Linked DNA regions of Homo sapiens: region 2 is linked to region 1. The links are chromatin contacts, found by Hi-C in ENCODE. All regions are on one chromosome and are shown on one strand. Each heading gives the region's core, a stretch centred on a gene start or an enhancer-like site at or near the end of the contact. The rest is flanking DNA. Distances are from core to core; before and after follow the strand shown. Region 1 holds the start of PNRC2 (proline rich nuclear receptor coactivator 2). Region 2 holds the start of MTFR1L (mitochondrial fission regulator 1 like).

What was found. A loop is a pair of places that touch in the nucleus more often than their neighbours do. Pooled maps may share reads with other maps.
Region 2: a pooled map shows a loop between it and region 1 (18-fold over the local background). The contact joins the promoter of MTFR1L here to the promoter of PNRC2 in region 1. A Hi-C loop is called at or near these places in 4 of 50 pooled maps.

Annotation. Positions count from the first base shown.
Region 1 is chr1:23,956,647-23,964,343 of GRCh38, forward strand. It overlaps PNRC2 (proline rich nuclear receptor coactivator 2), which reads left to right and starts at 3,182. Exons shown (of 3, transcript NM_017761.4): 1 at 3,182-3,352; 2 at 4,283-4,488; 3 at 4,794-6,816. The coding sequence starts at 4,812. The coding sequence ends at 5,231. It overlaps LOC124903877 (a long non-coding RNA gene), which reads right to left and starts at 1,468. Exons shown (of 4, transcript XR_007065541.1): 1 at 1,456-1,468. RefSeq lists enhancers at 1,412-2,040, 2,219-2,278, 3,179-3,448 and silencers at 2,359-2,458, 2,869-2,978.
Region 2 is chr1:25,817,781-25,825,477 of GRCh38, forward strand. It overlaps MTFR1L (mitochondrial fission regulator 1 like), which reads left to right and starts at 2,174. Exons shown (of 7, transcript NM_001099625.2): 1 at 2,174-2,249; 2 at 5,239-5,348; 3 at 5,864-5,968. The coding sequence starts at 5,325. It overlaps LOC646471 (a long non-coding RNA gene), which reads right to left and starts at 5,826. Exons shown (of 1, transcript NR_024498.1): 1 at 2,174-5,826. SELENON (selenoprotein N) reads left to right here. Exons shown (of 12, transcript NM_206926.2): 12 at 1-441. RefSeq lists enhancers at 217-717, 2,360-2,499, 2,880-2,969 and silencers at 1,960-2,149, 2,600-2,769.

The DNA.
Region 1 (7,697 bases), core at 1,932-4,431:
AGTCCCCCTCCTTTTCTACTTTATTTGCAGGGTCCAGTAACAATGTTTGTTACCTGCACCTCCTGAGTGAGGTTAGCAGGCTGATTTTGGCCTTGCCTGTCCTTGACTCTCAGGGGAAGAAGGGAGGGAATAAATCTTCCCAGACACTAGTTTCCCTCTCTGGTAAATTGTAAAGGAAACAGCTTTTGGGTTCCTTTAGGGCCAGGATGGAGCCTCCTTCACTGCTGTATCCCCAGAGCGTGGCATAGTGCCTGGCACAAAGTAGGCACCAGATAAATCTTTGCTAAATATTTTGTATTAAACATCCATGTATTTATTATGCATTTGGCTTCCAGTTTAGGTGAGCTGTATCCTGAGAGCTGTTTGTCGGCATCAACATTTTCCTATTTGAATTGAGAACTGCTAATAGGATTGTGCTGGTGGAGCTGAGTTTAAAGACCATATGGTTCTGGCAGAGGCTGTATCAGATGTCCCAAAAAAGGTATTATTTTAACTTCTCCTCTCTAGTTCTGAGCTGTTGCGGGCACTTGGTAAATACTAATGAATGATGAGGCTGGAGCTAGCCTGAGAGGGTGCTGGGAGTCTGGGACGCAGTAAAAGCTTTAACAGTGCTTTCCCCAAGGGCATCTCGACTCTGACCTTCTGGCAAAGAAACTGGTTCTGCCAGATGGTAGGATGGAGGCTTCTTGTTGCCCGAACAGCCCCGGCAGCCCAGTCAACAGTCAGTGTCTGCTCTGAGCAAAAAACCTTTTAGGTGCTGGAGAGCACAGATGCTGCAGGCAACCTGCAGCCTGGCCTCTTGAATCCTAGTACCTGGCTTTCAACTCGAAACCGTCTGAGCCTTCATCTGTACAGTGCGGATGAAAACAGCTCCTACCTCACAACATTATTGTGAGGATTAAATGAAATGATGTAAGAAAAAAAAATTTAGCACAGGGTAGGGGGCAGAGTAAGGATACTCTGTGTGGGTTTATACATTTCCAATGTTATGTGTGCGTTTATGCAGATAAAATTCAGAGTGGCTGAAGAGATGAATTTTTTTTTTTTTTTTTTGAGACAGTGTCTTACTCTCACCCAGGAGTGCAGTGTTGTGATCGCAGCTCACTGCAGCCTCTACTTCCTGGGCTCGGGTGATTCTCCCACCTTAGTCTCTCAGGTAGCTGGGACTACAGGCGTGTGCCACCATGCCCAGCTAATTGTTATTTGTAGAGATGGGGTTTTGCCATGTTGCCCAGGCTGGTCTCAAACTCCCGCGCTCAAGTGATCCTCCTGCCTCGGCCTCCCAAATTGCTGAGATTACAGGTGTGAGCCATGCCCTGCCATGAAAAGACTAACTCTAGACTGCAATGGCTTTGAATAATTTTCTAAACGTTTAGAGTTTAGATTTTATTCCGTATCACAATTTGGAGCCACGGAAGTGTTTTTTTGTTTGTTTTTTGTTTTTTAAAGTGACACCATTAAAAATTCATTAAATACAGCTGGCTATTATCTGGCTAGACGTCTAAGCAAACTTCTTGAATGTTTGGAAAACAGATTACACTTTCACTAAGACACCTGTTGGTTTACCACATACTTCTTATTTGAATATGATTAGCATCAGAAAGTCCCTATGCTCAAAAATACCTCTTTTATCAAATTAGATTAACAAACTGCATCCCGTAAGATGCAGTAACTTTTCTTAAGATCCAATGGCTAGAATATAGGAATTTGGGTTGGATTGGGAAGTGGGGGATAACGGTGGCAAAAAATTGAAGATTAAAAAACGAAATACAGGCCGGGTGTGGTGGCTCACGCCTGTAATCCCAGCACTTTGAGTGGCTGAGACGGGCGGATCACGTGAGGTTAGGAGTTTGAGACCAGCCTGGCCAACATGATGAAATCCTGTCTCTACTAAAAATACAAAAATTAGGAGGGTGTGGTGGCAGGCGCCTGTAATCCCAACTACTCAGGAGGCTGAGGCAGGAGAATCGCTTGAGCCCAGGAGGCGGAGGTTGCAGTGAGCCGAGATTGTGCCACTGCACTCCAGCCTGGGCGACAGAAGGAGACTCCGTCTCAAAAATAACGAATTACATGAGATTTATAAAAAGTTGGTAAATATAAATTCTGTAACGTAAACTTGGGTATATATGTGTATACACGAACAAACTGTGAATGAGACTGATTTTGTACCGTTTGGCCCAGAATTATTCACGCTCATTGAAATTAGTGCTCTTTTAAAAGATTCACATTGGGTTACTTATACATTTACTCCAAAGAAATTGCCATTTTCCCCTTACCTGCATCTGGCTGGCATAATCAACTGAACAATATTCTCTTTCTTCCCCTTTTTCACTTACAAGTGGGGCAGAAAGGGGAGGAGAGCAGTCCTCATTCTTTCAGCAAACTTACTGTGCACTTACAACGCGCGAAGGCGCTGTGCTCAGAGAAACAAAACCTAACCGGTTGTGGCCCTCGAGGGTGTGTGGGTGGGGAGAGCTGCAGCCACAGGAAACGGTAACACGGCGCGTAAAGGGCTCTAATTGAACTTAAGGACCAATGGGGCCACCAAGCAGGAAGTGACTGACTTGCCCGCGTGTGTCTGAACCGCCTTCACAGGGAGGCAACTTTTGAGTAATTGCGGGGCTGGAGGGTGGGGGCACTGGAGGGAACCGCGGGGAGGCGCCGGCTTCGGACGCGGAGTTGTGGGTGTGGGAGAGAGGCGACCCAGAAGCCGAGGCCCGAGGCGGGAGGGGGCTGCGCCCTGGCAAGAGGCTTTCCGGAGTATCTTCCATCTGTCAATACAGGCTACAGGACTCAGTGGCCCTAATTCGAGAACCAAACGTCCCCCGCCGGTCAGTCTTTTCCCCCAGGGCAGTCCCAAGGGCGGCGAGCCCGCGCGCACGAGAGCCGAGCGGTAGGAAGAGCCGAGAGCTAGCGGCCGGGGCCTCGGCGGGCCAGGGGCGCGGAGAGGCCGCCGGAGAAAGGACTAAGACACCGGTGGACCGAGCAGTTACTCCCGGCATGCTCCTCCTCCCCGGGCAGATTTCAAACCCTCTGCAGCCCCACCTCCGCGCCTTCGCCCCCGGCCAGCCCCAGCAACAGGCGGCGGCCCGCTTCTCATTGGCCAGGCCCGCGCTGTCGTGTTTTGATTGGCCGCGGAGCCTCCCGGCCCTGCTTCTGCAGTCGCTGCCGACTCCATTTTGTCGGTAGAGGCAGAAGGAGAAGGTCGGGTTGTAGAAGCTGGGGTGGCCGGCAGCTCGCTCATCGGTGTTCGTGGGCTTTGTCGGTCCGTGCCTCGTCTCTCCCTGGAAAGGGAGGGAGGCTTCGACGTCGAGAGGGAGCCGCTGCCGCGTTAGTTCCGAGCTTGAAGTCAGTAAGTAGCGGCTGCGCTAAGGGCGCGGCCATGTTGGTGGCCGCGCTCCCCATTGTTGGAGGAAGGAGGCGAGCGGAGGCGAGATCCGGGTAACCCGGGCGGGCGCGGGCGGTCACGGGCGGTCGCAGCGCCGCGACCCCTGCGGCTCCGGAGAGATGGGGCCACTGGGAAGCCAAGCCCTTGTGGCGTCGGAGGAGGCGTTTTCCGGGTTCGAGTTGGGAATTACTCACAGTCCGGAAATGGCAATTTATTTAGGGTTGTTTATCTGTTTGGAAAGCTCTCTTACCCCTTTGAAAGGAGGGGGCTTAACTATTTGGTAACTTATTTTCTTGGAACATCAAATTAAAACCAAACCTTGAAAGTTAAGCTGTTCCCTCTAGGGAGACATTTTTATATATTTAAGATGGGCTTAGACTGTTAGGGCTTGTGAGAACTTATTTTAAGACGGGGAGGAGGCGAGAGCGTTCATAACCAAAGGAAACACTGCGTGATGTCTACATGTTCCAAGAGACTGAAAATGGATGTGACATGTGTGGAAAGATTGGAAAATTCTGGTGGGAGTTTAAAAACACGGTCTCTTTAGAAAATCCGCCTGAAGCCAATTTTTTGATATGACTCAACATTTAACACTTCCTTGATTTTATACGCGAGAGAATCTGAAGGTCTTTCCCAGGAAAAAGATAAAGATAAAACTTATTGCGGGACTTGGAGACACTTACAAAAATTCCCCAGGAGTGACTGGATCTCAAGGGTGAAGAGTTTTTTTAAATGGTCGTGGTTATAAGGTCAAAGAAAGCCATCTTACGAGAAATTTTCTACCTTTTAGTTCAGGAAGTAGCCTTCTTTACAGTCAACGATTTTCGTAGTAAATCTAAATGATCACTTTCTCAACGTGTTTTTGAAATAATGAAGTAATCTTTACTTTTCTAGCTAGGACTTCTCTCAAACTTGTGTGCTGAGGAGACTCAGATGTTGGCCTCAGCTCCTAGGCTGAACTCAGCAGATCGGCCCATGAAAACTTCTGTATTGAGACAAAGGAAGGGATCTGTCAGAAAGCAACACTTGTTATCTTGGGCTTGGCAGCAAGGAAGAGGACAGGTAGTGGAGATCCTGCAATCTGAAAAGCAGACTGAAAGGTAATCATCATAATGGGCAAACATTTTATGATGGAACCATCCTAAACCAATTGTTTTTATTTTAAAATAGATTATGTAGATTTGTGGGTAAGCTCATTTTTCTTAGGGAAGGTATAACAATAAAGGTTGTGCATATATTGAAGTCTGAACGGCTTGCTTTTTTGAGTTTAAAGCAGCTGAATAGCCTGTTATTGAGTCTTGTCCAAAATATCTGGAGTTATAAGTTGGAGCCATAGAAGCTTCTTAAAGATTTTGAACTTTTCTTAATGGAATTTTACTCAATATTTGTTTCCATTCACTTGTAGGTGACAAAGAAGCTGAAGATGGGTGGTGGAGAGAGGTATAACATTCCAGCCCCTCAATCTAGAAATGTTAGTAAGAACCAACAACAGCTTAACAGACAGAAGACCAAGGAACAGAATTCCCAGATGAAGATTGTTCATAAGAAAAAAGAAAGAGGACATGGTTATAACTCATCAGCAGCTGCCTGGCAGGCCATGCAAAATGGGGGGAAGAACAAAAATTTTCCAAATAATCAAAGTTGGAATTCTAGCTTATCAGGTCCCAGGTTACTTTTTAAATCTCAAGCTAATCAGAACTATGCTGGTGCCAAATTTAGTGAGCCGCCATCACCAAGTGTTCTTCCCAAACCACCAAGCCACTGGGTCCCTGTTTCCTTTAATCCTTCAGATAAGGAAATAATGACATTTCAACTTAAAACCTTACTTAAAGTACAGGTATAAAATAAGACAAATGTTTAAATTTAGTTATGTTCACGGATAGTTGTCAATTGGTCTGAAACAAATTCGCTAGGGAATCTATTTGTGTAGAACTAATTAATGTAAAAAAAATAGACCATCTCGTGTTGTGTGCACTGTGATATAATGGTAGTATCAGTGCAACTTAAACTAATGATTGTACTTGATATTAAGTGTTCTCAACTGAGTAACTTTTAAGTGGAAACCAAGTTTAGATTTGGGGAGTGGTAAAGGAATCAGCTTTTTCTATTGTTAGGGGAAGACAGTAATTTATCATTCATGGACCAGTAGATTGTTGAAAGTTGGTGAATCGGATTATAAGCTTCTAGCTAACACAAGGATTCAGAATTAGGTAAACATCTGAAGGTTTAGTATATTAGAAACACCCAAACCAGTAATATGCTAACCTGATGCACTGCTGAAAGAAAATGTGAATTTTTCGTAATAATTGCATTTTAGTGAATTGTACAGTGGGTGGAAAGGGCATTTGGAGCTCATTAGAATGAGACATAGTACACCCCAATGGCCCTGTTTATTAAATGTAGTGGATTAAGTGTCTGTCAACAAATACACCAAAACCATTTTTTATAGAAACAGTATTTAATGGTCACTCAATAGCTTTCAAAATACATTTTTGTATTACAGCACTGCACAAGCTATTCTAATAGTGCTCTGGCCTCATCATTCCTGCAAAGCTTGCTTTGGGGAGTTGGATAATGTGAAAATTTTAAGTACCTAGGGGAGAAAGAGCCATGTAAATATCTGTAATAAACTTGTAGCATATGTAAAGTTTTCTTGGCCTTTATCTTACAAAAATGGAGTATTTTAGTATGAATTTGCTGAATGTAAGACCGTGGACTGTTTTTTATAATATGGCCTAATTTTAAAGGTCCAAAATAACTTGTTTTTAAAGTTTGCCCTTGTGCTAAAGTGCCAGTGTATGTATGTTATACTTGATTTGGTTGTAAACTATATTTCAAAGTAAACCCTAGTGTAATAAGTTTTATAACTAAAAAGGTTTAAGCTGCTAAAACTATTTTTAAGAGATGTGAAATGCAGTATGGGACTATCTTTTTTTCCTCCTCTAAGCCCAAAGATTAACTAGAGTCCCTCCAACCTTATAGATTGTTGGCTTTCACAATCTTATAACCTAGGATACAGGTAGTTTCGAGTATGGTGCCAGTGATGTTTTGTTTTTGTTTGGTCAAGGGGTAGGTGCAACCCAATGGACCACTTATGCAAAAGATGTAAACTCTTGCATAATACATTGATAACATGTTTTGCCAACTTTAAATGCTTAAACATAAGCGAAACCAGTAGCAAGTATGTGGGTCAGCTTAAAAATTTTGATTGTTAATGCCCTATTTTCTAATTTGGCACCTCTTGATGCCTAAGCAGGTAAGCAGATGCCTAAGCTGTATTTCTCCAAATAAATCAAGATGAAGTACTGCCCAAGTTAAATATTGATAGCCTAAAGACAAGTTTATGTAGTACTTAATGTACATGATATGAATGTGAAGCATAAAATTAAATAAAATTTTTCCCCATTGGCTTGGTTTTATTTTAAAAATGGTTTTGATTGCTTAATATTCTTTTTAAAAATGTGTTTTACTTGTCACTGACTTGAAGCTCATAATACACTCACAATATTCCAAACTCTTGGATTTCTCAGACTCCAGAACTATGAACCACTACATTTCTGATCATATATATATACGTATATATAAAAAAGGTCACAACTAAAATGTGATAGGACTGTTGGCTTGAAAAGGGGCAACTAGTTTGCTGACTGATACAGAAGATACTAGGATTTGACAGCTATGCAGTTAAGCAACTACTTAGGATTTCTCTCTCCCAGTAGTGTTAATTAAAAAGCAAAAAAAAGGCCACACATGGAAAACATCGCAAAGCTTTTGAAAGTTAATTCCATGATCTAGGTTCATAGAAAAAAAATTATAAGCAAATTTATCAAGTTGACAAGAACCCTTGTGTTTTAAGTATGTTGACAAATGAAAAGTATATAAGGGGACCCCTCAGAAGAAAAGCATCACAACCACACCTTTCTGATACAGATTCCAAATGATAGGGCATCTTAAAACTAGTTTGAGTAATCCTTAAAATGCTACAACTAGTCCCATGGCAAAGCTGTATTATTTTCATGCAAACTAGTTAACAATTTGGAGTTAAGGCAGAACCAGCATTTGGGTGTTCATTTTGTTTCCAGGGTAATTTCTGTGAACAATGCCAAGGATTGCAGAATTGAACTTCATGTATTGGACAAATCTCAGCCTAGGTGTCTGTTAGTTTTTAAGCTATATATTGAATCTAGTGTATATATTGAATACACTAGATTTTTAGTGACTAATCTAGTAATACACTAGATTTTTGGTTTGACTCAAGCAAAATGAGTAAATGGAAGTGGGAGTGGAAGATTACCTAACTTCATACTTT
Region 2 (7,697 bases), core at 924-3,423, 1.9 Mb after region 1:
AAAGGAAGGCCTTTCAAACCAGAGTGTCTCACTCCCCTCTGACCTCCAGACCAGATGGGGCATGAGCCAGCCAGCTCAGCCAGGCTCCCTGTGTCCTGGGAGGAAGTGTCCCCATCCCCCATGCCCCTTATGGGGAGGGAGGGCGTCTGATGCTCTCTCTCTGCCTCCCCCCCCATCCTGTCAGGCACAGGTGACGGGGGCAGCCCATGCGAGCCCTTCTCCTGCTGCTCTGGGAGGGCCAGTTCCACATTGAGCCAGCCTGGTCCCATGGAAAATGATGGCCTGGGCTTTCTGAGGCCTTATCTGATGCCTCTGCAGTTCATGTCCCCCACCAGGCCTCGAGGCTCAGGGTGGGAGAGGGCCCCGGGCTGCCCTGTCACTCCTCTAACACTTCCCTCCCCTGTCCCCAACATGCCCTGTAATAAAATTAGAGAAGACTAACTAGAGTGGTTCTAAGTGCTTTTCCTTTGAGTGGCATGTTGCTCAGCTCCGTCCTTCCATGGGGTGGCTCCCTCTTGGGGCAGAGTTGAGCTGGAATGCTTTCAGGTACTATCTTACCTATCGAAGGCTTGAGTGACTTGCCCAAAATAAGTTTTACGATAGAACAAGTGGTAGGACTTACTGTTTTGAGAATCTGGTGCTCTCTGTTGAGAGAGATCTGGGAGTTAAAATCATTGTCTTAAAAGCAGAGCCTGAGACAGGCATGAAGTGTTTTTTTGTTTGTTTGTTTTGTTTGTTTGGTGGGGCTGGGGGGGAGTGTACTTCCAGAAAAACCAGTAAAAGAAGGAAGGAAGCAGAAGAGGGAAAGGAAAAATGCTGAGCAGGAACAGTCTCAGCCCAGCCTTGGCCTGACCCACAGTGGAAGAGCTGTGGGGCATAAACCACACTGCAGAGCTGAACTGGCCTTTTGGACCTTTTATCAGTCATTGGCTTGGGAGGTGAAGGAAATTCCCAGGTAGGGAGCTCCGTTCTTCCTGCAAGGGGATCTGAGTGGGACACCAAATCAGCATCTACACCCAGGACAGACAGCCAGCGTGGACTTGCATGATCCGCCATCGCACAGGAGGGAAAGGTAATGATTAAAACACAATGTGCCATCCTGGGAAGAGGGCCAGACCTGGAAGTCAATCTTCAGCGTTTGAGATATGGTGGAGATCAGGGTGGACGACCTCTGAGGTCTCTAGCCAGGACCAGTCACATAATTTGCACAGCCCCGTGCAAAATGAAAACACAAGAACCCCTATTAGAAAATCATTTCAAGACGGCAACAGCAAAGTACTAAACCAAGTACAGGATTCTGAGCATGCGGCCCGTTGTGACTGCATGGGCTGTTCACCCATGAAACCAGCTCTGTCTCTGGCAGAGGGGACTGCAGGCTTTGGAACCAAGGAACTCCAGCCTGGGAGCCAGGCACAGCCCGAGGCTGTGCTGAAGGCAGAGAAGGAAATGTGACCCAGGAACTGCATGCCACAGACCAAGACAGTGAGGGCTGGAGCACAAAGAGGGAGTGGGTTAGTGAGCCTGGAAGGAATGTGGCTCTTCCCACAGAGCCTCTGGAGTCTTGTACATCAAGTACCCATCTAATAAGCAAACTCATTGAATATACCGTGTGTGTGTGTGTGTGTGTGTGTGTGTGTGTGTGTGTGTGTGAGAGAGAGAGAGAGAGGCTAAAATAGAAGAAAGCTGCAAAGTGCTGGAGGGCAGGAGTCAAGAGGAGAAAGAGGCCCATTCTGCGCATTCTTGCTGGAGAGAGGCTTTGCAAAGGGACCTGCCTGGGAACCAAGAACTGGGAAGGGGGCCAGGGTGAGGATTCTGAAGTTTGCCCTAGGGGTAGGAGCATATTTTAGGGGTCGAGCGACACACCCCTGGGCTTCCAGAAGTCGGATGGGGCTAAACGTGGAGAGCAACAAGCAGGGAGACGCGACGAATACCAGGCCGAGGGATCTCCAAACGCAGCCAACTCCTCCCGGGGACACAGACCCCGCGGGGGCACGGTCTCGATGGAGGGGAGTGTGCTCCGCGGTATCGGAGCCTACAGCCGCCAGCGCCTCGCCCACTCGGGGGCCGCGCTCCCCTCGCCACCGAGCTGGACCCGCCTCCTGAGGGTGCGCGGAGGTGCGCCTCGGTGCGCAGCTGCGGAGGATCGCTTCCGGGGGGCGGGTCAGCGGAAGTGAGGGCGGTTGAGGCTGGGCGGCCCAAGGTGGAAGGAGGGGCCGTGAGGTGAGAGAGTCCGGGAGCCCGAGCTTGAGGTGAGAAAGGTTCTAGGGAGGCGCGGAGGCGGGAGCGCGACCTTCCAGCCCGTTAGTAGACTGGGTCTACGTGCCGGGCGCTGTGCGGAGCCCGCAGCTCCTGTTCCCGCGCGAGTTCTCGCGGGAGCCGCAGCTGTCCGTCTCACTTGGCCCGGGGGAAACTGAGTCCCCGAAGGGTAGTTGCTCGTCGGAGTTCCCCAGCAAACAGTGACCAAGCCAGACCTCAGGCTTCTAGTTTCGGCTTCGCTGCTTGACGGGCCGGGCTGCCCCGCCGCGCATTCTGAGACCTGGCCGCGGCTCGGAGGCTTCCGCGCACTCGGGTCCGGGTCCTGTGGGTCCAAGGGCCGCTGGGCAGGCGGCGAGCACTTGGCCGACCTTGGCCCAGGTCGGGTCGTCTGCCGCGGGGGAGGGGCGACTCGCCCTGGCGGGTCCCCGCGGGGAGAGGGTCCGCGCGGGTCTCCGGCCACTGCTGCGCGCGGCAAAGTTTCACTGAGCGCGGCGGCCTCCGTGGGGGCCCCCGGGACCAGGGGTGCTGAGCAGGGCCCTGCGCTGGAGGAGCTCCCGTTCTCCTGAGGGGACGCCTGTCAGCAGACAGCAACTGCAGCCTCCGGAGGGCTGCGGGGCGCAGAGGTGACAAGACCCACCGGTGCTGCCGGCGAACCGGGGGAAGATCTTCTAGCCAGTGACACTTGGGGGCGGGGGTGACAGCTGAGTTGGTGTTCCCCTTCATTCGTTTAGTTCAGCGCGTTGAAGCGCTCACTGTGTCCTAGGCAGACACCGTGCTGTGCGCGGGGATCACAGTTATCTAGTTCCTCTCGCGAGGACTCCGAGGGACAGGCAGGGTGCTGCGGAGCGCACAGGAAAGGACCTGACCCTGTCGCAGGGAAGGAAGGTGATGCTTAAGCTGAGCTCTGAGGAATGATGAAGAATGAGCTCGGCGAAGGGGGTGCTGGTGTTTGATGCAGGGCTCAGAGGTGGGCCCAGTGTTGGGGGTTGAGGGCCAGTGTGGCTGGAGGGCAAGGGGGAGAGCAGGAGGGCTGGCTGCGAAGCGTGCAGGCCTTGGTGCTCAGTGAATGTGGTCTAGAGACGGCAGAGAAAGATGGGTTTGGGACTGATTGTGGATTTTATCCTGTGTTGGCTCTAGTAAGCCAGTTTTAAACGGATGAGCGATGTGATTAACTGTGTTTGGGAAGGATTCCTCTGGCTGTGTGTGAGGGTTAGGCCCGGCTGGGTCTTTGGAGGTAAGGTCGGAGAGGAAGTGGCAGTAAGCACCGTTAGTGCAATTTGTGGCCGACACGGACATTCAGCACAGAGCCTGGCACACAGAGGGACTCTGATAATAAAGGCTTGAACTGAGCCGAGAAGATGGAGCCCACGCAGGAGGTGGCAGGACCTGGACCAGGCTTTGGGTGCTTTGCACTGGCATGACCACTGAGTGACCTTAGACAAGTGCCTTCCCCTGTCCAACTTCCTTTCCCCATGTGTATCGTGAAGTGAATGACACCTCGTCTCCCAAGGGTAGAAGAGGGGACCCTCCACAGGAGGTCTCCAGAAAGAGCTGCTTTGTCAGTCTAGTCTATCTCCCATTCAGAGCCTGTCCAGGGCTCCCCAGTGACCCGGACCTCATGACTTGCCCCCTACTTTTGTAGCTTTATCATGCTCTGCTCCTCTTTCCATGTCCTTCACCTTCTTGTGCTGGACCTGTGCTCTTGCTGTTTTGTCTTCATTTCCTACTCCCTCGCAACTTACTACAGGGCACTAGGGCCAGAGCTCTGACCTCATCTGGCCACCTGCCTAATGCTACTCAGCCTTTGCTAGAAGTATGTATTCATGTCCTATCACTCTGCTGGACAGCGAGTTCCTTGAGAGCATGACTGTGTCTTACTCCTTCCATAGCCCCTACGGTGCCCAGCACAAGGCCTGGCACAAGTGGGTACTGTTGGTGTTTGATGAACAAGTGAATGAACGAGCACACTGATTGCATCTGCTCACCATGCAAGGACTGCTGTGAAGAGCAGTCAGATGTCACCTCACCCATCTGTGTCATGTTTTAACAGTTCATTAAGCACTCAACCCCATTTCACTCATTGACCCTTAAGGTAGCCTCCAGTGGCAGCTTTTCCTGTCTCCTTTTTCCAGATGGAAAAACCAACATTCAGAAAAGTTAAATAACTTGCCTGTAGCTACAAAGCCAGAAGGTGGCTGAGCCAGGATAAACTTTTTTGGCTCTTTTTCTCTGTAGCTCATGAGACTGAGATTGGCATGAGCTGGTGTTCGTTCTCCTATTTTCTCTGATCTCTCCCTTTGCAAGGGCCCAGCAGTGCTTTTACATCTCATCTTCAAGAATGAATCCTGGGCTTGGATAGTACTTATAATTTGGCTAGATGAGCTTTGTAGCTACCAAGGATTCTATTTGCATCTTTAGAAGTTTTGCCTCAAGAAACCTGAGAGCCCAGGAAGGCTCTTGGGTTGGCCAAGCTCACTAGGCAAATCTTTTTTTTTTTTTTTTTTTTTTGAGACGGAGTCTCGCTCTGTCACCCAGGTTGGAGTGCAGTGGCGTGATCTCGGCTCACTGCAAGCTCTGCCTCCTGGGTTCACGCCATTCTCCTGCCTCAGCCTCCCAAGTAGCTGGTACTACAGGTGCCCGCCACCACACCTGGCTAATTTTTTGTATTTTTAGTAGAGACAGGGCTTCACTGTGTTAGCCAGGATGGTCTCGCTCTCCTGACCTCGTGATCCGCCCACCTCGGCCTCCCAAAGTGCTGGGATTACAGATGTGAGCCACTGCGCCTGGCCGCAGATCTTTAACAGAACCTTTAAGAGTCTGGACTTAGAGCTAAGTGTTGGGTGAGGGCAGCCTCTTGGGCTGGTTTTCTCCCCTGTGAAGTCATGGCTCTGCAGGGCCTGGTTTTTTGGGGCTTGTGTGGTGACCATTAAATCCCCACTGTGGGGGGTTGTTTCACAAGAGGGAAATCTGGTGCTCCTCCAGATGGCCTGATATGAAGGAGTCACGCCTCCCGCCTCCCGGAGCTGCCCAGTGGCTGCCTTGTCCTTCAAGTGCAGGAGCTGGTTCAAATGTCAGGAATGGAAGCCACTGTGGTAAGGGGCATTCCCAGGGCAGGGGTATGGTGGGGAAGGTTGGGTGCTGGGCCTGCTGAAGTACTGTAAAAGGTTCTGAGACTCTCCAGTTGAGCACTCCTTTCTCCAGAGGCCTGGAATTGGAGCAAGGCCACCGTTTCACTCCCTCCCCCTAAGAAGAACCAACTATGATCCTGGGGCACTTCAGGAGTCAGTGTATGTCTGCCTTTCTGTACAGAGGACGGGAAGGAAAGCCTGGATAATCTCTACACTCAGCTACTTCCTCTCCCCTTCCCTGACCCTCCCAACATTGACTGCCTTAGCAGCAGCAGGTATTCCCTTGGGTGGCTGGCCAGGGTGTAGGCTGGCAACTGGGGAACCTGCCCTCACTATAATTGAGAGTTGACTTGCCCCTAGAGAGTGCCCTGTCCCTAGGTTTGTGGAATTCAGTCTCCACAAACCTAGAGAGGAGAGGACAAGGACAGTAGTTGGATTCATTCTCTGGGGTTGTAGCTGTCTCCGTCTCTTTGCTCCAGACCATCCCAATCTGGCAAAACAAGCCACATGGGGCTGCTCGAAGTGTAGTAAGAAGAATTGGGACCAACCTACCCTTGAAGCCGTGTGCCCGGGCGTCCTTTGAGGTGAGTATGTTGGAAGGGCAGGAGAGTAGAGGCTCAGACAGTGCTGCTTCTGTGCCCCAAACCCCTTGGTACTGCCCAAGTAGGTTGTTTCCTGGTCACTTTTCATTCTGTTATGAAATATTTGTTAAATGCTTATAAGATATCCTGGTCACTGTGTCCTCCTGAGTGCATACAAACCTGTGACCACAAGGAACCTGACAGGTCCCCCACATGGGACACTGACTATTGTGATTTTTGAGTTGAACTCTGCTTTTCTTCACCAGCCCTAAGAATTGACCATGTAGCCAGTATTTTTATTTTATTATTTTTTGAGATGAGGTCTCCCTATGTTGCCCAGGCTAGGTCTTAAACTCCTGGGCTCAAGCAGTCCTCCTGCCTCAGCCTCCTATGTAGCTGGGATTACAGGCACAAGCCACCATGCCCAGCTCCACTATTTTTAGTGTTTCTCTGAGGCCATAATTCCTCAGCCTTCTCTTTTTGGCCAATCTGGGCATCCTTTACTGGGGTGCTTTGGTCTTACCTCTGTGTCTAGGGATCCTTTAGCACCCACTCAGCAGCAGAGATTCCTACCTGGCCCAGGTCTCTTGAGACCCCTTCTGTGGTAGAAAGCTAAGTAGCATTTATTAGTCCCAGCTGCCTCCCTCTAGGAACTAAATGGTTAAGCACCAGCCCCAAACTATATGGTTCAGATGTGTGCATTTGGAGAGCTGGGATACAAAAGAAATACTTGTGCTTTCTACCCACACAGAGGAGATAGAAATATGTGCATGAAAGGATGTGGGCCCAGGTAGAAACAGAAATGAAGGAGCCAAATCTGTATAAAAGATGCTAAGAAGCAGAGTCTGTAGGAACTGGATCTGGAATTAGAAGAGGTGTCAGGGTTGGTATTAGGGTCAGGAATGGAGTTGGAAGTGTCGCAGGGGTAGGGGGCAGGAAAAGCTGTCCCAGTATTCAGATTGCCAGCTATCCAGAATTGTCTAAAGATCCTGGGCAGGAACTGGTCCTAACTTGCCTCAGAAGCATCAGAAAAAAAAAAGGGAGACAGCTAGGGAGTGTGGCTCACTGCATAGAGGCCGTCCCCACACTTGGCTATACCCTCTTCAGTTCTTTGGCCAGATGCTGGGCAGAGACAATCAAGGGCACAGGCTCTCACAGAGCAGGAATGTATGTGAGCAGTATTGGTAATACTAGATAACATTTACTGAGCACATACTATGTGTCAGGCACTGTGCTGTACTTTATATTTGTTTACTCATTTAATTGCCAAGAGCAAAGGAGCATTCAGGGCTAATCAGGAAAACAAATGGAGGCTTCCCCCAAATGCCCTATTTTAGCACTAGTTCCTGGGTCACTGGAAGTTCTTCTCTGTGTGACCTTGGAGTATCACTTAACTCCTGTGAGTCCCAGGTTTCCTATCTAAATGCAGGAGCGATCAATCCTGGATCCATCTACCATACCAAATAATTTGTAGCAGAAACAGTTGAATCTTACTTGTGTGTAAATATGCATTTATTATTATTATTAAATTACCTTAAATATTATTTAAGGGACTCTTACCAATTTATTTTGAAAATTTAAGCATATGAAAATATTAAAATTATGAAAAGTAAAAGGAAAATAAATTACCTATAATTACATAGTAATAATACAATAACTATTAATGTCTTAGTGTAGTCCTCTTTTTCTAGATGGATGTTTTTTACTTTGTTGTAATCACAGTCAACATGAC